Linked DNA regions of Homo sapiens: regions 1 and 2 are each linked to region 3. A link is an interaction called in ENCODE POLR2A ChIA-PET data of the cell type or tissue named here. Cell type or tissue: PC-9. All regions are shown on one strand. Links, peaks and the distances in the headings refer to the core of each region. The heading gives the core; the rest is flanking DNA. Region 1 overlaps PAFAH1B1 (platelet activating factor acetylhydrolase 1b regulatory subunit 1). Region 2 has its middle 13 kb from the start of METTL16. Region 3 overlaps SGSM2 (small G protein signaling modulator 2).

Region 1 (7,824 bases), core at 1,773-5,772, 260 kb before region 3:
GGACAGGGCCCTCATGGAGAACCTCTGCTAAGGCAGTGCTGAAGGGAAATGTGGGGTCAGAGCCCCCCATACGAGTCCCTACTGTGAGTCCCAGCTGTGAGAAGAGGGCCACTGTCTTCCAGACCCCAGAATGGTAGATCCACCGACAGCTTGCACTGTCGCCTGGAAAAGCTGCAGACACTCAAGGCCAGCCGGTGAAAGCAGACAGGAGGGAGGCCGTACCCTGCAAAGCCGCAGGAGCAGAGCTGCCCAAGACCATGGGAACCCACCTCTTGCATCAGCGTGACCTGGATCTGAGACCTGGAGTCAAAGGAGATTATTTTGGAGCTTTAAAATTTGACTGTCCCGCTGGATTCTGGACTTGCATGGGCCCTGTAACCCCTTTGTTTTAGCCAATTTCTCCCATTTGGAATGGCTGCATTTACCCAATACCTATACCCCCATTGTATCTAGGAAGTAACTAGTTTGCTTTTCATTTTACAGGCTCATAGGCAGAAGGGACTTGCCTTGTCTCAAATAAGACTTTGGACTGTGGACTTTTGGGTTAATGCTGAAATGAGTTAAGACTTTGCAGGACTGCTGGGAAGGCAAGATTGGTTTTGAAAGGGAGGACATGAGATATGGAGGGACCAGGGGTGGAATGATATGGTTTGGCTGTGTCCTCACCCAAATCTCAACTTGCACTGTAGCTCTCAGAATTCCCACGTGTTGCAGGAGAGACCCAGGGGGAGGTAACTGAATCATGGAGGCTGGTCTTTCCCATGCTATTCTCGTGATAGTGAATAAGTCTCACGAGATCGGATGGGATTATCTTGTTTCTGGTTTTGCTTCTTCCTCATTTTTCTCTTGCCACCACAATGTAATAGGTGCCTTTCGCCTCCTGCCATGATTCTGAAGCCTCCCCAGCCATGTGGAACTGTAAGTCCAATTAAACCTCTTTTTGTTCCCAGTTTCGGTTATGCCTTTATCAGCAACGTGAAAACGAACGAATACATACACCCCATCTCTACTAAAAAATACAAAAATCAGCTGGACATAGTGGCGCACGCCTGTAGTCTCAGCTACTCAGAAGGCTGAGGTGGGAGGGCAACACCTGGGATGCAGAGGTTGCAGTGAGCTGAGATGACGCCACTGCACTCCAGCCTGGGCAACAGAGGGTGACCCTGTCTCAAAAAAAAAAAAAAAAAAAAAAAAAAAAAAAAAAAAGACAGATTATCTACCATGCTTGAATAGCACGTATTATATATTATGGCTCTTAATCCAAATATTTTCCAGATGCAGCAATGAAGCAAGGCAGAAGTTATTCTCAGTCAAGAACTAAGTATCTTTTCAGGCCAGTTGCTTTCAAGAATCTGTTAAGCAATGTTTCCTGATAAGCTGGGTTCCATGACACCTTGCAAGTTACCAGATGTTTAGAATAGTAATTCCACATGGATGGAACTGGAGGCCATTATCCTTAACAAACTAACACAGGATTGCAAAGCCAAATAGCGCATGTTCTCACTTACAAGCGGGAGCTAAATGATGAGAACATGTGGACACATAGAGGGAAACCACACACACTGGGGCCTTTCGGAGGGTGAAGGATGGTAGGAGGGAGAGAATCAGCAAAAATAACGAATGGGTACTAGGCTTAACCTATGTAACAAACCTGCACATATACACCTCAACTTAAAAAAAAAAGGTAGTTTCAAAATAACAGCATTTTTTCAAATTCATTTATGAGACAGAAGATTTTTATTAATATGTATGACTATTCATATCACAGATATACTCTTGTTTTCAACAATTTTTGCCATTTTATTCAATTATCTTTAGTTTTGTACACAATCTATTAAAGGAAAAAATCTATTTTTTAAAAAAGCTGGTAAAGAATTAAAGATGTTTTGCCTACAATTTAGTGAATTAAAATCTGAATTTCAGTTAGAAAAGTAAAAGCAACTTTTTTTTTGAGACAGAGTTTTGCTCTTGTCACCCAGGCTGGAGTGCAATGGTGTGATCTCGGCTCACCGCAACCTCTGCCTCCCAGGTTCAAGTGATTCTCCTACCTCAGCCTCCCGAGTAGCTAGGATTACAGGTACGCGCCACCATACCCAGCTAATTTTTGTATTTTTAGTAGAGACGGGGTTTTACCATGTTGGCCAGGATGGTATCAATCTCTTGACCTTGTGATCTACCGACCTCGGCCTCCCAAAGTGCTGGGATTACAGGCATGAGCAACGGCGCCCGGCCACGCTACTTTCTTAGTTATGCTGGTTCTACAAGCTTTTTAAAACCAGACAAAAACTTAAACAGCACAGACAACCAGCATCCAACAGAAAAGAGACATAAAACTTGTTTATTCACTTTTAAGTCTTAATGTTCCTACCTAATAATCTATTTTTTAGATAATCAAAAAAGAATCAAACCAAAATATTATAAGATACTGAGTTAAGTTACAACAAAGTCACAAAAAGTAAAGAGAATTAGATAGGAATCTGATGTTTATAAACAATCTGTACATTTCCATTCTAAGGTGAATGTTACAGTTACAAGAATGTTCTGAATGCAGCATAAAGCAACATTACCTTACTTTAGGCTTAGACAATCAACTCACCAAATGCTTGGGGAATCTCACCTAAAGTTCTAAGCTACAAGGAACAAAATTTAATCAAAATAAGAGATTACGCACTTTCTTCTGAATATACTAAAAATCAGGTAGAATTTATCAAGTAGCATTTATGAAAATATGGGGCTGGGGCATATTTGTGGGGGCATATTACAAAGAGGCCAGGGCCAGAGGATTGCTTCAATCCAGGAGTTCAAAACCAGGCTGGGCAACACAGCAAGACCACATCTCCACAAAGAATAATAATAAAAAAATAATAATTAGCCAAGCATAGTGGTGCATGCCTGTGGTCCTAGCTACATAGGAGACTGAAGCAGGAGAATATCTGGGCCCAGGAATTTGAGGTTACAGTGAGCTACGATCAAACCACGGTACTCCAGCATGGGTGAAAGAGGGAGACTCTGCCATTAAAAGAAAAGTTTGATGTTCACAAAGTCTCCCTAAACCCCAGTTTCCTCATTAAGCCTGAGTTTCCTCAATTGTATAATAGACTTAAATGTGAAATTCACCTTAAAAGATTCAGTGAGGAATAGGCAGGATATTAATGTAAACAAATTTTATAAACTAAGAAGTACCATATGTTACCTATTACAATTAGTTCTGAACTTTAAGTCAAGACCCCAGGTAATTCAGGAACATCTCCTGAGAGGAAAAAAAACAAAAAAAAAACAGGTAAGGGCCAGGCACAGTGGCTCACACCTGTAAACCCAGCACTTTGGGAGGGTGAGGTGGGCAGACTGAGCTAAAGAGTTCAAGACCAGCCTGGGCAACACAGTGAAACCCAGTCTCTACCAAAAAAATTTTTTTTAATTAGCCAGGCATGGTGGCACATGCTTGTAGTCCCAGCTAGTGAAACCCCATCTCTACAAAATAATTTTTTTTAATTAGCCGGGTGTGGTGGTTGGTACATACTTAGGTCCCAGCTACCCAGAGGCTGAAGTGGGAGGATCACCTAAGCCCAGGAGTTGGAGTCTACAGTGAGCTGCGGTGATTACGCCGCTACACGAAAGCCTAGGAGACACAGTGAGACCCTGTCTCAAAAATAAATAAAGAAAAATAACAAAATAACAAAAAACAAAACAAGCAAACAAAAAACCCCAGCTAAAACAATGAACTTGAGACATGCTTTCTTATAAAAGTCCCTGAAATTGGCTTACTTTTGACAGTTCTCGTTTAACATCGTGAAGAATTATCTCTTGTGGGAGTGTTATATGACTGTTGCTCTGAATTTTTTTTTTTTTTTTTTTTTTTGAGACGGAGTCTCACTCCATTGCCCAGCCTAGAGTGCAATGGTACAATCTCGGCTCACTGCAGTCTCCACCTCCTGGGTTCAAGTGATTCTCCTGCCTCACTGCAACCTCCACCTCCCGGGTTCAAGTGATTCTCCTACCTCGGCCTCCCAAGTGAGCGAGTACCTGTAATCCCAGCTACTCGTGAGGCCCAAGCAGGAGAATCACTTGAACCCAGGAGGTGGAGGATGCAGTGAGCCGAGATCACGCCACTGCACTCCAGCCTGGGCAACAAGAGCGAAACTCTGTCTCAAAATAAATAAAAAAATAACATAAATAAATAAAACTCCATCATTAACACTATACTATAATGCAGTCAAATAATTTCTTTTAAAAAAGTAAATTTTCCTATAAAATCATTGCATCACGTATCTGAAAAAGACTCCAGTCTTTAGCTAAATCCATGAGATTACATAGAAGGACAAAATACTCCGTAAGAGTAACTTCATTTCCTTAGATCAATCTTTTTATTTCCTTTCTTACCCAGAGAGGTAAATTTCTAGAGTTTTAAAATTGTTTTCTGATTAAAAGGTGGCAAAATTTATCAAAAGATTAACTTCATGTTCTTGAAGTATCGTGTGCTCTGTATGAATAACTGAAGATATGAGAGAATTTAGACTTTTCCCATTCACACTATTACAAATGATAAATGAAAGTTTGGTTTGTTTGAGACAGAGTCTTGCTCTGTCGCTCAGGCTGGAGTGTAGTGGCGCAATCTCGGCTCACTGCAACCTCGCATCTCCCAGGTTCAAGCGATTCTCCTGACTCAGCTTCCCGAATAGCTGGGATTACAGGTGCCCACCACCACGCCCAGCTAATTTTTTGTATTTTTAGTGGAGGCAAGATTTCACCATGTTGGGCAGGCTGCTCTCGAGCTCATGACCTCGTGATCCACCCACCTCGGCCTCCCAAAGTGCTGGGATTACAGGCGTGAGCCACCGCACCCGGCCTAAATGCAAGTTTTTAATCCAATACCGAGACGTTTTTTGATGCGGGACTGAGTCTCGCTCTGTTGCCCAGGCTGGAGTGCAATGGCGCAATCTCCACTCCCTCCCTACAACCTTCACCTCCCAGGTTCAAGCAATTCTCCTGCCTCAGCCTCCCGAGTAGCTGGGATTACAGACACCCACCGCCACACCTGGCTAAATGCTGCATTTTTAGTAGAGACAGGGGGTTTCACCATGTTGTCTGTGCTGGTCTCAAACTCCTCACCTCAAGTGATCTGCCTGCCTCAGCCTCCCAAAGTGCTGGGATTACAGGCGTGAGCCACCATGCCTGGCCTCAAACACTGAGACTTTAACACGTCTACTTCTTATTCTGCTTCAGCTTGGAGGCCCATCTATGATTCACTAGCATCTGCTGTCAGCAGGTAATAAAAACAAAAAAAGAGATCAGGTTGGTTTATCAGTATGGTAAAATCACTGAGGGATGGACTGTGCTCAGGTATGGTTCACTGAAAAAGTTGTAAAATTCTTTTACAGCTTCACCATCTCCTCGCTTTTCTATTAGTTACAGCTAACCACTATACTTCATTCATTTTGCAAGATTTAAGTTACCCATCCAAAATTTACATAGGAAAATGTTTCCTATTTTACGATTAGCCTTGAGCCAAAGATTAAGCTACCACTTTTTTCACTGAGAAGCATTCCTACTGACCTCAAATCTACTAACTCCAGTATTAAAGGCAAGTGCTGCAAATAGTTGGTCCACAGCTTTAAATCTGAAGAAATAAAGTAGAAATAGTTTTGGGGCTTTGAAATCAATCAGACTTAGATTTAAGTAACACAATATAAGTCATATCTGGATGTCTGTTTTTTTCTTATTAAGAGCAATCATTTTTTTTTGAGACGGAGTCTCGTTCTGTCGCCCAGGCTGGAGTGCAGTGGTGCGATCTCGGCTCACTGCAACCTCTGCCTCCCGGGTTCACACCATTCTCCTGCCTCAGCCTCCCGAGTAGCTGGGACTACAGACGCTCGCCACCAGGTCCGGCTAATTTTTTTTTTTTTTTGGTATTTTTAGTAGAGACGGGGTTTCACCGTGTTAGCCAGGATGGTCTCGATCTCTTGACCTCGTGATCTGTTCGCCTCGGCCTCCCAAAGTGCTGGGATTACAGGCGTGAGCCACTGCACCCGGTCTGCCCTTTGCCTTTCACCATAAGTCCCAAATGTACATTATGAGATGGTTTCTATTACAGTCTTGTGATGGTTAATTTTACATTCCAACTTGGCTAGGCCCAGTATATTTGATCAAACAATAGTTTAGATGTTGCTGTGAAGATATTTCTTCAGATACAATTAACATTTAAGTCAGCAGACTCAGAGTAAAGTCAATTATCTTTATAATGTGGGCGGGCCTTATTCTATCAGTTGAAGACCTTAAGAGAAAAAGAAAAGACTGATTTCCCAAGTAAGATAGAATTCTGCCAAAAGACTGCGTTTGGACTTGAGATGCAACATCACCTCTTCCCCAGGTCCCCGGCCTGTCAGCCTACCCTACAGATTTTGAACTTGCAAGCCTTCACAATAGCATGAGCCAATTCCTCAAACATCAATCAACCAGTCAATCTCTACACACACACACCCTATTGGCCTTGCTTCTCTGGAGAAACCTAATATACTGCCATACTCCAGCAGTAGTATTCTTCTATAATATAGAACCGTTATTAATATAAGCTTAGTCTGTCACTAAACTCTACCAGAATGAATATTCTTCACTCTTCATACTGCTTGAACTCTACTCCCTGGGTACCCTCCAAGCAAATTAATGCTTTCAAGGATTATCAAATGTAATAAACTGCTCTCCATTCTACAACAAACAAGAAAGATGTGCTGAATAAGGGCTATTTGAAGAATAAAGTAGGTAACTGAGAACTCATCCTATTCTTGTTTCGTCGTTGCTTTCTTTCCACTAAGTTTTTGTATTCACTGCCTCTGCCGCTTGTAAGCACCCTCATTAATGCTCATCTTTCCTCTCTTTACTTTTCTCTCCTTGTGTCTTCTTTCTCAGTCTGTCTACCTTATCACCTCCTGGATTTCCTTATCACCTCCTGGGTGCATCCTTATTGCCACACCAGACTGATCAAACATGTTAGGTACAATCTTCATCCCAGATGTGTTCATTTGTTGATGGGTGCTCAAAGACTACTTCTTCACTGCCCCTCTAAAAAGAGAAAGTTTCAGGCTGGGCGCGGTGGCTCACGCCTGTAATCCCAGCATTTTGGGAGGCCAAGGCAGGGGGATCATGAGGTCAGGAGTTCAAGACCAGCCTGGCCAAGATGGTGAAACCCTGTCTCTACTAAAAATAGAAAAATTAGCCAGGCGCGGTGGCAGGCCCCTGCAGTCTCAGCTACTCGGGAGGCTAAGGCAGGAGAATCGCTTGAACCCGGGCGGCAGAGGTTGCAGTGAGCCAAGATTGTGCCACTGCACTCCAGGCTGGGCGACACAGTGAGACTCCATCTCAAAAAAAAGAAAGAAAGAAAGTTTCCTACTTTTGTCTTCGAAATGAAGCCATTTTGAACACCTAAAGGTTCTAAAGAAACTGAATTATGACTTTAGATTTTGTCATAAATCGCTTTTTCCTTGTACTTTCTATCTGATATCAGTTGTTGTATATTATACACATGTACAGTCATTCCAGGACCCCCCGGATACCAATAAAACAATGCTCGAATCCCTTATATAAAATGGCTTAGTATTTGCATATAACCTACACATATACTCTCATATACTTTAAATCATCTCTAGATTACTTAGAATACCTAAAAAAATAAAAGCTATGTAAATAGTTGTTATATTGTATTGTTCAGGGAATAATGACAGGAAAACTGCATGTTCAGTACTGACACAACTATCATTTTGTCTGAATAGTTTCAATCTGGAGTTGGTTGAATCCACAGTACAAAACCCATGGATATGGACGGCCAACTGC
Region 2 (7,824 bases), core at 1,236-5,235, 170 kb before region 3:
CATAAAGGTAAATGGGAAAATATTATATTGAGATATTAACCATCAGTGGCTCCCACCTATCCACTCATGGTCAGAGAGCATCAAACCACAGAATTCTGAAATCTTTTCCAATCAAAGCCAAATGTCCTCCATTTTGCCCTTGGACTGGGGCCTGCCAGAGCAAGCCCAGAGACACATCAAGGGCTGACGCTGGGTGAGAACTGCGCCCCCACCCTCTCCCGCTCTTCCTTCAAGCAGGTCAAAGATCTTGGGCTACTTGTCTCTGGAGGCCTTGTGAGTCCTGTGGAAGAGTTTGGGATTGAGAAGAGATGAATTTCTTGTGGCCAGGATTTCTTATGACCTGGGGTCCTTGAATATGGATGGGAAAAACAATTACATCTTTTTTGTTATTATTATTGAGGTGGAGTCTTGCTCTGTCACCAGGCTGGAGTGCAGTGGCATGATCTCGGCTCACTGCAACCTGGGCCTCCGGGGTTGAAGTGATTCTCCTGCCTCAGCCTCCTGAGTAGCTGCGACTACAGGCGCCCGCCACCACACCCGGCTAATTTTTCTATTTTTAGTAGAGATGGGGTTTCACCATGTTGGCCAGGATGGTCTCGATCTCTTGACCTCGTGATCCACCTGCTTTGGCCTCCCAAAGTGTTGGGATTACAGGCGTGAGCTACCACGCCCAGCCAAAAAATTACATCTTTATATTCACTAATTTGTATCTAAAATATAAATTTCTGGCTGGGCGAGTATAATACAAAGAGGGTTTTTTTTTCATTTAATGTTACAGCGAAGCGTACACGGCAAGTCCAAACTGGACCTCAGCATGCGAACACGTGTGTTTGACTTTTCCGTGCTGTTGATATCTACAATGCACAGAAGTCTGTAACTAAAACCAGGCCTTCAGTCACCAGAGAGGCCTCTGTAGCTGCCACAAACTTCAACCCCCAAACTCAGTTGCGTAGGAAGTACTTTGGGTTTTGGGGATCCTGTATTTCCATGGGTTGTGTACAGTTTTGGGAGTGCTTCTGTGGGAGGGCCTTATATATGATATATATATAAAATATATATCATATATATGATATATATTTTATATATATATATGATATATACTAAATATATATCATATATATGATATATACTATATATTATATACATATATGTGGTCTTATAGATGATAAACAGTTGGATAATTTAAAAAAACAAAACCAGGCTGGGAGTGGTGGCTCACGCCTGTAATCCCAGCACTCTGGGAGGCCAAGGCGGGTGGAACACTTGAAGTAAGGAGTTTGAGACTCCTTACTTCAACATGGACAACATGGTGAAACCCTGTCTCTACTAAAATACAAAAATTAGCCAGGTGTGGTGGCGCGTGACTGTGATCCCAGCTGCTCAGGAGGCTGAGGCACAAGAATTGCTTGAACCCAGGAGGGGGAAAGTTGCAGTGAGCTGAGATCATGCCACTGCACTCCAGCCAGGGTGACAGAGCAAGACTCAGTCTCCAAAAAAAAAACAAAAACAAAAGCCTCTCATTGGATTGCTCAGAGGCTGTGATGGAATTGCTGAACAGTGGCCAAGTATGGCCATCTTCATGGCACACCTGAGAAAGTCCATGGCCCTGGGAAAGGCGTGTCTGGCCTCTGCATTTGTTGCCTCACAGCTCAGGGAACCAAACTGGGACCCCGGACATGTTTGCACTGAGTCCACTCTCCAGTGCCTCCATTAGAGGCTGCATGGGCAGCCTCAACGACAAAGTCGGCTCTCCGTCTCATCTCTTATTTCTCCATTTTATACGTAAACTCACAACTCATGGCCTGAAAGAAGGACCAGCCAAAAGCTGCTTCCTCCTCCTTTCTTTTTTTTTTTTTGAGATGGAGTCTCGCTCTGTCGTCCAGGCTGGAGTGCAGTGGCGCGATCTCAGCTCACTGCAACCTCCGCCTCCTGGGCTCAAGCGATTCTCCTGCCTCAGCCTCCTGAGTAGCTGGGACTACAGGTGCCTGCCACCACGCCTGGCTGAGTTTTGTATTTTTAGTAGAGACGGGATTTTGCTATGTTGGCCAGGCTGGTCTCTAACTCCAGACCTTAAGTGATCCGCCTGCCATGGCCTCCCAAAGTGCTGGGATTACAGGCGTGAGTCACTGCGCCCGGCGCTTCCTCTTCCTTTCCATGTTTTTTATTTTTCTTTTTTTCTTTTTTTTGGAGACAAGGTCTCACTCTGTCACCCAGGCTGGAGTGCAGTGGCGCAGTCTCAGCTCTCAGCTCACTGCTGCCTCCACCTCCTGGGTTCAAGAGATTCTCCCTGCCTTAGCCTCTTGAGTAGCTGGGATTACAGGGGTGAACAACTGCACCTGGCCTACGTGTTTTGTTGCTGTTGTTGTTGTTTCTAAGACAAGGTCTTGCTCTGTCCCTCAGGCTGGAGTGCAGTGGTGCACATCACAGCTCACTGCAGCCTCGAACTCCTAAAGCCATCCTCCTGCCTCAGCCTCCCAAATAGCTGGGACTACAAGCATGCGCCACCATGCTTGGTTAATTTTTAAAATGGTATAGACAGGGCCTCACTATGTTGCCCAGTTTGGTCTCAAACTCCTTGGCTCAAGTGATTCTCCTGCCTCAGCCTCCCAAAGTGTTGGGATTACAAGTGTGAGCCACTGCACCCAGCCTCTTTTCTGTCTTGTCCGCAAATTCCCTCCCTGAAATAAAAGACCCTTCAGAGGTGAGAAAGAGTACTAGCCCTGCCCCGTTGAACTCTTGCAGAGAACCTGTTTTCCCACCCCTGCTTCCCCGATAGGCCTCTCTTAACTTTAACCCACCCCAAGCCCTGCAGGGAGAGGGGGTAGGATCTGAGGGGAAGGTAGGACTAGCGTCCAGCTTCCTTGTTACTCCCTGCACCCTGACCTTTCCCCTCTTCAGCTGGGCCTAGTGTGGGAAGCAGAGTCCCTGGCCTCAACTTGTCAAGTTATGCAATGGACCGGCTGACAGGTGAGGCAGGCTCTTCCCACCCCCAGAGTGGTAGACTCATTAGCTGCTTAGTAGCCAGCATCTTCAAAGGGCTGAGTGTTGAGGCCTTGGGAGGAGCTGGGGCAAGGCTGAGCTAGTGGCTGTGGGTCCTCCTCCCTCACCTCTATCCCTCAGGAGACACAGGAGATCCGGGTTCTGGTCCAAAATCTGCCACGGAAGAGCTAAGCATCCTCGGTCCATCCAAGTCTCCTTCCCACTCTAGCATTAGTTTTTCCATTTTTAAGACAAGTGATTAAAACTAGATGGAGCTGGACCCAGTGGCTCACATCTTAAATCCTAGCACTTTGGGGCCGGGCGCGGTGGCTCATGCCTGTAATCCCAGCACTTTGGGAGGCCGAGGTGGGCAGATCACCTGAGGTCAGGAGTCTGAGACCAGCCTGGCCAACATGGCGAAACCCCGTCTCTACTAAAAAATACAATTAGCCAGACGTGGTGGCACATGCTTTTAATCCCAGCTACTGGGGAAGCCGAGGCAGGAGAATTGCTTGAATCGAGTAAGCAGAAACTGCAGTGAGCCAGGATCACGCCACCGCACTGTAGCCTGGGCGACAGAGCAAGACTCCGTCTCAAAAAAAAAAAAAAAAAAAAAAAAGACTCAGGAGAGCTCTAGGCTGGCTGCTGAGCTTACAAACAGTGAGAAAGAGCCAAAGAAGGCTCATCACTAGAGATGCAAAAGGAAACCTAGAGACACAGCCAGATGTGAGGCTGGAGGATGCAAAAGAGAAACAGTGGGAATGGTTTGGAGGCAGTAGGATAGGAGAAGGTAGATGCTGGAATGACTTGCTTGTCCAAAATACAGTGTCCCACATAGTCCTGTTGTCATCAGAGAAAAATGTCATATTAGCCAAACATGCAATCAGCTCGGCTGGGAAATGAGGCCAAGTCTTCGTGACAGATACAGGCTGTGAGACACAGACTGGGAGGAGCAGGACAGGGGCTGGTTGCAGTCTGCATGGGGGAGGCGGAGGTGGATTTTTACAAGCTTCCATTGGCCTCTTGAGGCCTAACGTCTTTTTTGTTTTTTGTTTTGAGACGGAGTCTCCCTCTATTGGCCAGGCTGGAGTGCAGTGGCGCAATCTCGGCTCACTGAAACCTCCGCCTCCAGGGTTCAAGAGATTCTCCTGCCTTAGCCTCCCAAGTAGCTGGGACTACAGGCTTGTGCCACCATGCCCACCTAGCTTTTGAATTTTTAGTAGAGATGGGGGTTTCACAATATTGGCCAGGCTGGTCCTGAACTCCTGATCTCATGATCTGTCCATGTCGGCCTCCCAAAGTGTTGGGATTACAGGCATGAGCCACTGCATCCAGCTGAGGCCTGACATCTTGCTCCCTGGTCCCTAGTGCCTGATGGAGGAGAGATGAGGTACAGAGGGTAAATAACCTCAAGAGATTCCAGTAGTGAGTAAGGAACTTTGTCTTTCTCTTATTTTATTAATTTAATTTTTAATTTTTTTTTTTTCCTGAGACGGAGTCTCCCTCTGTCGCCAGGCTGGAGTGCAGAGGCACGATCTTGGCTCACTGCAACCTCCGCCTCCTGGGTTCAAGCAGTTCCCTTGCTTCAGCCTCCCAAGTAGCTGGGACTACAGGCATGCACCACCACGCCTAGCTAGCTTTTTGTATTTTAGTAGAGATGGGGTTTCACCATGTTGGCCAGGATGGTCTCGATCTCCTGACCTCGTGATCCACCCGCCTTGGCCTCCCAAAGTGCTGGGATTACAGGTGTGAGCCACCGCGCCTGGCCTATTTTTTAATTTTAAAATATTTAACATAGTCAAAAAATACATGTTGCCAGGCACGGTGGCTCACACCTGTAATCCCAGCACTTTGGGAGGCTGAGGCGGGCGGGTCACCTGAGGTCGGGAGTTCAAGACCAGCCTGACCAACATGGCAAAACCCCATCTTTACTAAAAATACAAAATTAGCTGGGCATGGTGGCGCATGCCTGTAATCCCAGCTACTCGGGAGGCTGAGGCAGAAGAATGGCATGAACCCAGGAGGCGGAGCTTGCAGTGAGCCGAGATCGCACCACTGCACTGCAGCCTGGGCAACAGAGCGAGACTCCGTCTAAAAAAAAAAAATAAAGTCATGCATATGTATTTTGTATGCACAATAAGACAAAGACTTGTGAACCTACCACTCATTTTAACAACTGGAATTCTTTTCCAGATTTTTGCTGTTTAAATAATGCTTCTGCCTGTAATCCCAGCAATTTGGGAGGCTGAGGTGGGAGGATCGCTTGAGCCCAGAAGTTTGAGACCAGCCTGGGCAACAAAGTGAGACTCTGTCTCGACAAAAAGTAAAGGCCGGGCTTGGTGGCTGATGCCTCTAATCCCAGAATTTTGGGAGGTCGAGGCGGTGGATCACTCAAGGTCAAAAGTTCAAGACCAGCCTGGCCAACATGGTGAAACCCCGCCTCTACTAAAAATACAAAAACTAACCAGGCACAGTGGTGCGTGCCTGTAATCCCAGCTACTCAGGAGGCTGAGGCAGGAGAATTGCTTGAACCCGGGAGGCGGAGGTTGCAGTGAGCCAATATCATGCCACTGCACTCCAGTCTGGGTGACAGAGGAAACTCTGTCTAAAAAAAAAAAAAAAGTACAAAAATTAGCCAGGTGTGCTGGTGTGCACGTGTGGTCCCAGCTACTCAGGAGGCTGAGGTGGGAGAAACGGTGTTTCTCCATGTTGGTCAGGCTGGTCTTGAACTCCAACCTCAGGTGATCCGCCCGCCTTGGCCTCCCAAAGTGCTGGGATTACAGGCATGAGCCACTTCGCCCAGCCACTAGTGGACTTTTTAATGCTCCAGTGAACATGCTGAGCTACTTCTAGTCCTGTAGTCCTATAGTCCTAACTGAATGACATGGAGGACAAGGGAGGGGAGGAATTGCCAGATTAGGGAGAGACTAGGGGACTTGGGGTCTTTCTATGTGACTCTGAGAATCCCTGGACTTTCTTAGAGAATGGAAGCCAGCTGGTGGATTTGTTATTCATAGTTCTGTTCCACCCCAAAGCACACTACGGCCTGATCCTCTGGGAATGATTGAAGATGCCTAAGTAACTGTCTGTCCTATCCGACCCCCGACAGCCTCTCCTGCTTCTCAGGTGAACACTGTTTACTTCCCTCTACTCTTGAAGTCAGTGTTTCTCCAAGTGTGGCACACAGCCACTTACATTAGAATCAGCTGACGTGTTGTTAAAATTGCAGATTCTTGGCTGGGCGCAGTGGCTCACGCCTATAATCCTAGCACTTTGGGAGGCCGAGGTGGGCAGATCACCTGAGGTCGGGAGTTTGAGAGCAGCCTGACCAACATGGCGAAACCTCATCTCTACTAAAAATAGAAAAATTAGCCAGGTATGGTGGCATATGCCTGTAATCCCAGCCACTTGGGAGGCCAAGGCAGGAAAATCGCTTGAACCTGGGAGGTTGCGGTTGCGGTGAGCCAAGATTGCACCATTGCACTCCAGCCTGGGCAACAAGAGTGAAACTCTGCCTCAAAAAAAAAAAAAAAAAAAGCAGATTCCCAGCTGGGCACGGGGGCTCACACCTGTAATCCTAGCACTTTGGGAGGCCGAGGTGGGCAGATCACGAGGTCAGGAGTTCTAGACCAGCCTGGCCAATATGGTGAAACCCCATCTCTACTAAAAATACAAAAATTAGCTGGGCATGGTGGCTTATGCCTGTAGTCCCAGCTGCTTGGGAGCCTGAGGCAGGAGAATCGCTTGAACCCGGGAGGCAGAGCTTGCAGTGAGCAGAGATCACAGCACTGCACTCCAGCCTGGGCAACAGAGTAAGACTGTCTCAAAAAAAAAAAAAAAAAAAAAAAAGCGTATTCTCAGACCTTGCCCCAGACTGAACCTGATTCTCTGGAGTGCGACTTAGGAACCTGCTGTTTAATTAGCTCCCCAAGTGATCTTCACATTGAGATTTGAGGGCTACTGCTCTAAGCACTGCCATCAAGGAGGTCAGGCCAAGGTCATCTCTAAGCAGCTTCAGACACTCTCCTCCGTAAGGGACAAGTTGAATCCCATTTTCCCCTGATGCTTCCCTTACTTCCGCTGACCCCTTAAATTGTAGGATCCGCAGGTACAAGATGTGTATCCCAGCATTGTTTATAGTAGAAAGAAACTAAAAACAGCTGCTTGCTAGTAGAAGCCTGGTAAAATATGTAATGGCTCATCTTTCCAGTGGAATGCTGTGCAGCTATTAGAAGTGGCTTGATGTCCGGGCGCGGTGGCTCACGCCTGTAATCCCACCGCTTTGGGACGCCAAGGTGGGTGGATCACTTGAGTCCAGGAGTTTGAGACCAGCCTGGGCAACATGGTGAAACCCCGTCTCTACAAAACATATAAAAATTAGCAGGGTGTGATGGTGGGTGCCTGTAGTCCCAGCTACCTGGGAGCCTGAGGTGGGAGAATGGCTTGAGCCCAGGGAAGTCGAAGTTGCAGAAAGGCAGAGGTTGCAGTGAGCCAAGATTGCGCCACTGCACTCCAACCTGGACAACGGAGCCAGACCCTGTCTCAAGAGATAAATAAAACACGGGCCGGGCGCGGTGGCTCACCCCTGTAATCCCAGCACTTTGGGAGGCGGAGGTGGGCGGATCACGAGGTCAGGAGAACAACACTACGGTGAAACCCCGTCTCTACTAAAAGTACAAAAAATTAGCCGGGTGCAGTGGCGAGCACTTGCAGTCCCAGCTACTGGGGAGGCTGAGGCAGGAGAACAGTGTGAACCCGGGAGGCGGAGCTTGCAGTGAGCCGAGATCGTGCCACTGCACTCTGGCCTGGGCGACAGAGTGAGACTGTTTCAAAAATAAATAAATA
Region 3 (7,824 bases), core at 520-4,519:
AACGGCATCTGAGCCTGGGAAAGACGGGGGAGCAGGAAGAAAAGCTCCTCTTCCCCATACCTGTGGTGAGGCAAGGGGTAAGGGCAAGCCAAGGGCAGGCCAGGGAGATACCCTGGCTTCCTTCCAAAATTCCCCTCCCCGTCCCTCGGCTCCTGCCCGGGGCGAAGAGCTTTGACATGCCAAGCTGTCCCTCTCCCTCGCCTGGTGCGCACACACCTCCTATATGCAGCCTCACCCCTGGGGGTCATGAGGACCAAAGCTCCCCATTCAGGGTGGCATGAGTGGCTCCAAACCTGACAGCAAGGCACAGCACCTACAGGACGGGGATGTGAGGAACACCCGACTCGGGAGCCTTTCTGGAGGGCACGGAGGATGCGGTTGCTAAGGAACAGGGCTCTGCAGGAGCTAAAATATTGATGAAGTCACTGCAGAGCTTGGACCCGACAGTGGCCGCTGGACTGATGAGCCCAGCAGCTGAGGGAGAGATTTCTCTTTTCCATGCTAGGAGGGCTTCCCTCCATTCATTCATGGTTTAGGGTTAGGCTTAGTCTCTGTCTGGACTTTCCACAGACAGACCCTGCAGGAAGAAAAGAAGGGCTTGGTAGGAGACAGTAGGGAGCTGCCCTGTGCCCAGACAGACTCTAAAGACAGGAGTGTGTATGTGTGTGGGGCGGAGAAGCTTCTACATGATTGGGCCAAACTAACAGTTTTACAGGTGAGGAGGGAAAGGCCCAAAGAGGGGAAGAAACTCGATCACAGTCACAACATGGCAGAGCCACCAGGATGAGGACCCAGGGCTCCAAGCCTCGGCCCGAGCCCCTTTTGCCACGTCCAGGTGTGTCTGGTTGGGGGCAGGGACACTGAGGGGAGAAGGAGGTGGTTTTTTCACACGGACTGGAAACAGTGAGCTGTGCTGGAGACAGTCAGACAGAACAAAGTCTGAGCTTGGCACGGTCACTTGCTCTGAGACTCAGTTGTATCCTCTGTGAAATGGGAAGAGGGCTAGTGTGAGATGTCACATGAGACGGAGGATGTGAAATCACCCATGCGGGGTCTGGCTCTCAGGAGGTGCTGGGTCTAGGTCAGTTCCTGACTCCTCACCCTGTTGGTTCAGATACAGTTCTACAGCTAGCCTCTAAGAGCTGGCTTTCAGCAGGACCTCTCCCCGACAGGGACAGGAAGAGGGTGCACTGGAGAGACGATCCAAGGCTGCCCCAGAAGTGGGTGGAGACAGGGAAATTGAGGTCTGTCAAGGTTTTTTTATTTTTATTTTTGAGACAGGGACCCACTCTGATGCCCAGGCTGGAGTGCAATCGTGGAATCTCAGCTCACAGCAGCTGAGAGCTGACCTCTGTGGTTCAGGTGATTCTCCCGCCTCAGCCTCCCGAGTAGCTGAGACTACAGGCACACACCACCATGCCCAGCTAATTTTTGTATTTTAGTAGAGACGGGGTTTCGCCACGTTGGCCAGGCTGGTCTCGAACTCCTGACCTCAAGTGATCCGCCCGCCTCGGCCTCTCAAAGTGCTGGGATTACAGGCGTGAGGCACCGCGCCCGGCCCACATGGGGAAATCTTTGGCTTAAGCGTCCACATGCTCCTCTCCATGATCATTCCCCCTGGTCCCTGGAGGTCTTGTGTGGCCCTGGGATATACAGGCGAATGACCCTTTTGTCCCAGTCTCTTGGTCCTGGGCTGCTGCAGCTACAATTCCGTGCCTGTGGAAAGGGGGTGATCATTTCCTGGGGTTGCACTTCCCATTCAGAGTGGGGAGAGAAGCAGCACTGAACAGGACAGAGGGGCAGCAGGTGGCACATGTCCTGCACGGATCACATGCCTCAGTGGTGTGATTAATTGCCGGGATAATGAGTCATTCGCTTCCCCACCTTCCCTAGGCGACCGCAAAAGCAGCCAGGCCGTGGGGACTGGGGAGTGGCCGGCCCCAGCACTCCCATCGGGGTGGCCTCGCCTACCTTCCCGGCCAGCCTCTGAGCACAGCCATGGGGTTCTCTCGGGTGAGAGGAGGCATTCCTAAGCAATTACTGCAACTAAGGAATACTGAGAGAAGCCAGGCATCACGCTCAGTCCCCCCTTTACCCCACGGTCCCTAATTTCCTTCTGTGCAACCCAGGCAAGGTGCCAGGCAGTGTCTGGGGAAGGAGAAATCCCTCTCATGCATCGACTTTCCAAGCTAAGACCAGTTAGGCCATTAGGCCAGGCATTACTGACTCAGCTCTGTGGGCTCCCGGCCAGTAACTGTTCACACTGCACTTGTCCTATGCCATGCCCACAAGGTGTTCCCCACCGAGAGTGTGCACGTGTGATGAATATGTTATCGCGTGCAGTGTGCAGACAAAATAATAATAGTGACACCACTACTTGAGAACTATGGCCCCGAGAGGACTTTGTGAATGGGCTTCTGGGGCTCCAAAAACTCCCTCCCTGGGTCTGGGCGCCGTGGCTCACGCCTGTAATCCCAGCACTTTGGGAGGCCGAGGCAGGCGGATCATGAGGTCAGGAGATTGAGACCATCCTGGCTAACACGGTGAAATCCCATCTCTACTAAAAATACAAAAAATTAGCTGGGCGTGGTAGGGGGCACCTGAAGTCCCAGCTACCTGGGAGGCTGAGGTAGGAGAATCACTTGAACCTGGGAGGCAGAGGTTGCAGTGAGCCGAGATGGCGCCACTGCACTCCAGCCTGGGGGAACACAGCGAGACTTTGTCTCAAAAAAAAAAAAAAAAAAAAACAACAACAACAACAAAAAAGAGCCCCTCCCTGATATTGGGAGCAATTTGAATGCAAATTGTTGAGGTGCTCTAGAATGATTAGGAGAGTGCTTTTTTTCCTGGATAGTAGGTCTGTGGTTCTCAGCTTCTGACCCAAAAAAGATTAAGAAGCCGTTTTTTTTGAGACCGGGTCTCACTCTATTGCCTGGTCTGGCGTGCAACGGTGCAACCACAGCTCACTGCAGTCTCAGCCTCCTGGGTTCAAGCCATCCTCCCACCTCAGCCTCTCAAGCAGCTGGGACTACAGGCTTGGGTCACTAAGCTTGGCTAATTTTTAAAAATTTTTTGTAGAGACTGAGGTCTCACTATGTTGCCTAGGCTGGTCTCCAATGCCTGGCTCAAGTGATCCTTCCACCTCAGCCTTCCAAAGCGCCGGCATTACAGGCTTGAGCCACTGAGCCTGGCTCTGAGACTTCTGAGTCGAGCAGAAACCCAGGCATTGTCACTAATTGAAACATACATGGAGACATAAACACATGCCATCCCGCATCTAGTGAATACCACACTCAGAACTGCCTGCAAAGCCGGCAGCAACAGTGTCCTCCTTCCCCGGGGACGTGTCTCACAGACACGGGACGGTGAAGGACCCTTCCCCAGGGAGAGTCCACATGACGGCCCAAGCTTATCCCCCGTTCTGACTGGAGGCCCAGAGCACCAAGCAGAACTCCAGGGCCTTACTCCCCTTACTCCTTCCTTCCCCAGGTCCCCACTGTGACCCCACCTCCCAGGGTGGAGGGTGGTGGCAGGAGATACTTGCAGGGCTAAAGCACCAGGTTAGCTGAACCTACCTGCCTGCTGACTGAGCTGTCTGGGCCCTGGGCTCCCACCTGTGAAGGCTTCAGGACCCCTGATCCAGTGGGTCCCAGCACCAGCTACGGCCACCCTGGGTGCACCACCACAAGGTGATGACCCTGACATTATTTGGCTTATTTCATATGAGAAAAAATGTGGACTAATTAATAAAAACCAACACTGGTTGGCATGGAAAGGTTTGGGCAAATGAATCAAAATGGAGAAGAGAGAAACATGACTTTAGTGGCTGGGCATGGTGGCTCACACCTGTAATCCCAGCACTTTGGGAGGCGAGGTGGGCGGATCACCTGAGGTCAGGAGTTCGAGATCAGCCTGGCCAATATGGTGAAACTCCGTCTCTGCTAAAAATACAAAAATTAGCCGGGTGTCGTGGTGGGCACCTGTAGTCCCAGCTACTTGGGAGGTTGAGGCAGAAGAATTGCTTGAACCTGGGAAGCAAAGGTTGCAGTGAGTTGAGATCGCGCCATTGCACTCCAGCCTGGGTGACAAGAGCAAAAACTCCATCTCAAGAAAATAAAATAAAAAGAATAATAGTCTCCAATCCCATCCAGGTTGCTGCGAATGCCATGAATGTATTCCTTTTTATGGCTGAGTAGTATTCCACTGTATGTATTTATCAGTTTCTTTATCCACTCGTTGAATGATGGGCATTTGTCACCCTGGTTTTCTGGTGGCCTTTGGAGTCTGGGCCAGCTGAGCCCAGGTACATTCTCTACCCTGTCAGCCCATCCCATCCTGCTGACAGCAAGGCTCAAGGAACTGCAACTCTGAGTGGGCAGGAGCATAACTGCATTTAACTCCAGCACACTGTTGGACACCCCTACAAAGGTCTGGAGCCATCTTCCCAGGGAAAGGCCAGGAACTACAGACCCAGACTAGCCCTGGGGCTCCCTTCACCAGCCCCGATGTGACCTCAAAGCCATCAAGTTCTGCAGCCTAACAAATGCTACACACGGCTGGAGACCACAGATGCTGATGGAATCCTATGGGCACCCCAACCCTTACACCCCAATTCCACCATTCTAAGATATGGGGTCCCTTCCCTAACCCTTACACCCCAATTCCACCATTCTAAGATATGGGGTCCCTTCCCCCAACCCTTACACCCCGATTCCACCATTCTAAGATATGGGATCCCTTCCCCAATCCTTACACCCCGATTCCACCATTTTAAGATATGGGGTCCCTTCCCCAATCCTTACACCCCGATTCCACCATTTTAAGATATGGGGTCCCTTCCCCCAACCCTTACACCCCGATTCCACCATTTTAAGATATGGGGTCCCTTCCCCAATCCTTACACCCCGATTCCACCATTTTAAGATATGGGGTCCCTTCCCCCAACCCTTACACCCCGATTCCACCATTTTAAGATATGGGGTCCCTTCCCCAATCCTTACACCCCGATTCCACCATTTTAAGATATGGGGTCCCTTCCCCCAACCCTTACACCCCGATTCCACCATTTTAAGATATGGGGTCCCTTCCCCCAACCCTTACACCCCGATTCCACCATTTTAAGATATGGGGTCCCTTCCCCCAACCCTTACACCCCGATTCCACCATTTTAAGATATGGGGCCCCTGCCCCCAACCCTTACACCCCGATTCCACCATTCTAAGATATGGGGTCCCTTCCCCCAACCCTTACACCCCGATTCCACCATTCTAAGATATGGGGTCCCTTCCCCCAACTCTTACACCCCGATTCCACCATTCTAAGATATGGGGCCCCTGCCCCAACCCTTACACCCCGATTCCACCATTCTAAGATATGGGGTCCCTTCCCCCAACTCTTACACCCCGATTCCACCATTCTAAGATATGGGGTCCCTTCCCCAACCCTTACACCCCGATTCCACCATTCTAAGATATGGGGTCCCTTCCCCCAACCCTTACACCCCGATTCCACCATTCTAAGATATGGGGTCCCTTCCCCCAACTCTTACACCCCGATTCCACCATTCTAAGATATGGGGTCCCTTCCCCAACCCTTACACCCCGATTCCACCATTCTAAGATATGGGGTCCCTTCCCCCAACTCTTACACCCCGATTCTACCATTCTAAGATATGGGGTCCCTTCCCCCAACCCTTACACCCCGATTCCACCATTCTAAGATATGGGGTCCCTTCCCCAACCCTTACACCCCGATTCCACCATTCTAAGATATGGGGTCCCTTCCCCCAACCCTTACACCCCGATTCCACCATTCTAAGATATGGGGTCCCTTCCCCCAACCCTTACACCCCGATTCCACCATTCTAAGATATGGGGTCCCTTCCCCAACCCTTACACCCCGATTCCACCATTCTAAGATATGGGGTCCCTTCCCCCAACTCTTACACCCCGATTCCACCATTCTAAGATATGGGGTCCCTTCCCCAACCCTTACACCCCGATTCCACCATTCTAAGATATGGGGTCCCTTCCCCCAACTCTTACACCCCGATTCTACCATTCTAAGATATGGGGTCCCTTCCCCCAACCCTTACACCCCGATTCCACCATTCTAAGATATGGGGTCCCTTCCCCAACCCTTACACCCCGATTCCACCATTCTAAGATATGGGGTCCCTTCCCCCAACTCTTACACCCCGATTCCACCATTCTAAGATATGGGGCCCCTGCCCCAACCCTTACACCCCGATTCCACCATTCTAAGATATGGGGTCCCTTCCCCCAACTCTTACACCCCGATTCCACCATTCTAAGATATGGGGCCCCTTCCCCCAACCCTTACACCCCGATTCCACCATTCTAAGATATGGGGCCCCTGCCCCCAACCCTTACACCCCGATTCCACCATTCTAAGATATGGGGTCCCTTCCCCCAACCCTTACACCCCGATTCCACCATTCTAAGATATGGGGCCCCTGCCCCCAACCCTTACACCCCGATTCCACCATTCTAAGATATGGGGTCCCTTCCCCCAACCCTTACACCCCGATTCCACCATTCTAAGATATGGGGTCCCTTCCCCAACCCTTACACCCCGATTCCACCATTCTAAGATATGGGGTCCCTTCCCCCAACCCTTACACCCCGATTCCACCATTCTAAGATATGGGGTCCCTTCCCCAACGCTTACACCCCGATTCCACCATTCTAAGATATGGGGTCCCTTCCCCAACGCTTACACCCCGATTCCACCATTCTAAGATATAGGGTCCCTGCCCCCAACCCTTACACACTGATTTCACCATTCCAAGAGACCCAATTTAGAGTAGAGGAGACGCCAGGAAGACACAGATGGAAGGGACGTGGGGAGCTGCTGAATCCATTCATATATTGCTGGTAGGTAGGCAAGATGCTGCAACCCGTATAGACGCAATATGGCCCTCTCCACTAATGCTGCAAATAACCTCTGATCCAGTAACCCCTCTTCTGAGAATCCGTCCTACAGATATAACTGCGTGATTATTTAGTTATAACAGCAAAAGACTGGAAGTCATCCACATGCCCATCAATAGGGGACAGGTGAAGTAAATATGGTACATCTCTAGCAGAATATCATGCAACTCTGAAAAAGAATGAGGATGCTCTCTAGGAATGAATAATGGAAAGCTCGCCAACAGCAAGATGCAGAATGGTATAATTGCATGACACCTTTTAATTACAAAAAGGGAGGTGTGAACAAAGAATACAATCTTTTTTATTAGTATAAAAAACTTGGCTGGGCGCGGTGGCTCACGCCTGTAATCCCAGCACTTTGGGAGGCCGAGGCGGGTGGGTCACGAGGTCAGGAGATTGAGACTATCCTGGGTAACATAGTGAAACCCCGTCTCTACTAAAAAACAAACAAAAAAACTCTAGGTCAGGTGCAGTGGCTCACATCTATAGTCCCAACAGTTTGGGAGGCCAAGGTGGGAAGATCACTTGAGCCCAGAAGTTTGAGACCAGCCTAGGCAACACAGGGAGACCCCATCTCTACAAAAAATTTAAAAACTAGCTGGGTGTGGTGACATGAGCCTGTATTCTAGCTACTCAGGAGGTGGAGGTGGGAGGATTGCTTGAGCCCAGCCCAGGAGGTTGCAGTGAGCTGAGATTGCACCATTGCACTCCAGCCTGGGTGACAGAATGAAACCCTGTCTCAAAAAACAACCAAACAAACAAAAAACCAACATAAGAAAACCTCTAGAAGGATGCATGAGAAACAAAAGTGGTTACCTGTGTGGGACTCGTACATAGACAGGAAGTGGGTGAATAAGAGCAGAGAAAGGAG

Evidence for each region. Peaks named below come from ENCODE experiments on the same cell type or tissue, not always from the same donor. Only the 100,000 strongest peaks of a DNase experiment are listed, where the experiment ranks them.
Region 1: POLR2A ChIA-PET joins it to region 3 with 5 read pairs; 2 of 35 experiments call an interaction of 5 or more read pairs at or near these places.
Region 2: POLR2A ChIA-PET joins it to region 3 with 5 read pairs; 3 of 35 experiments call an interaction of 5 or more read pairs at or near these places.

What each region holds. Positions count from the first base shown.
Region 1 is chr17:2,614,990-2,622,813 of GRCh38, reverse strand. The region is part of intron 1 of PAFAH1B1 (platelet activating factor acetylhydrolase 1b regulatory subunit 1); the gene reads right to left. Among named protein-coding and RNA genes, the nearest start is that of PAFAH1B1, 25 kb to the right of the region's middle. In PC-9, for the core only: no CTCF peak of the experiment used is centred there; no DNase peak of the experiment used is centred there.
Region 2 is chr17:2,520,571-2,528,394 of GRCh38, reverse strand. No RefSeq gene overlaps it. Among named protein-coding and RNA genes, the nearest start is that of METTL16, 13 kb to the right of the region's middle. In PC-9, for the core only: no CTCF peak of the experiment used is centred there; no DNase peak of the experiment used is centred there.
Region 3 is chr17:2,353,797-2,361,620 of GRCh38, reverse strand. The region is part of intron 2 of SGSM2 (small G protein signaling modulator 2); the gene reads right to left. Among named protein-coding and RNA genes, the nearest start is that of SGSM2, 20 kb to the right of the region's middle. In PC-9, for the core only: no CTCF peak of the experiment used is centred there; a DNase peak (open chromatin) is centred at 2,090; H3K27ac peaks cover 3,016 bases.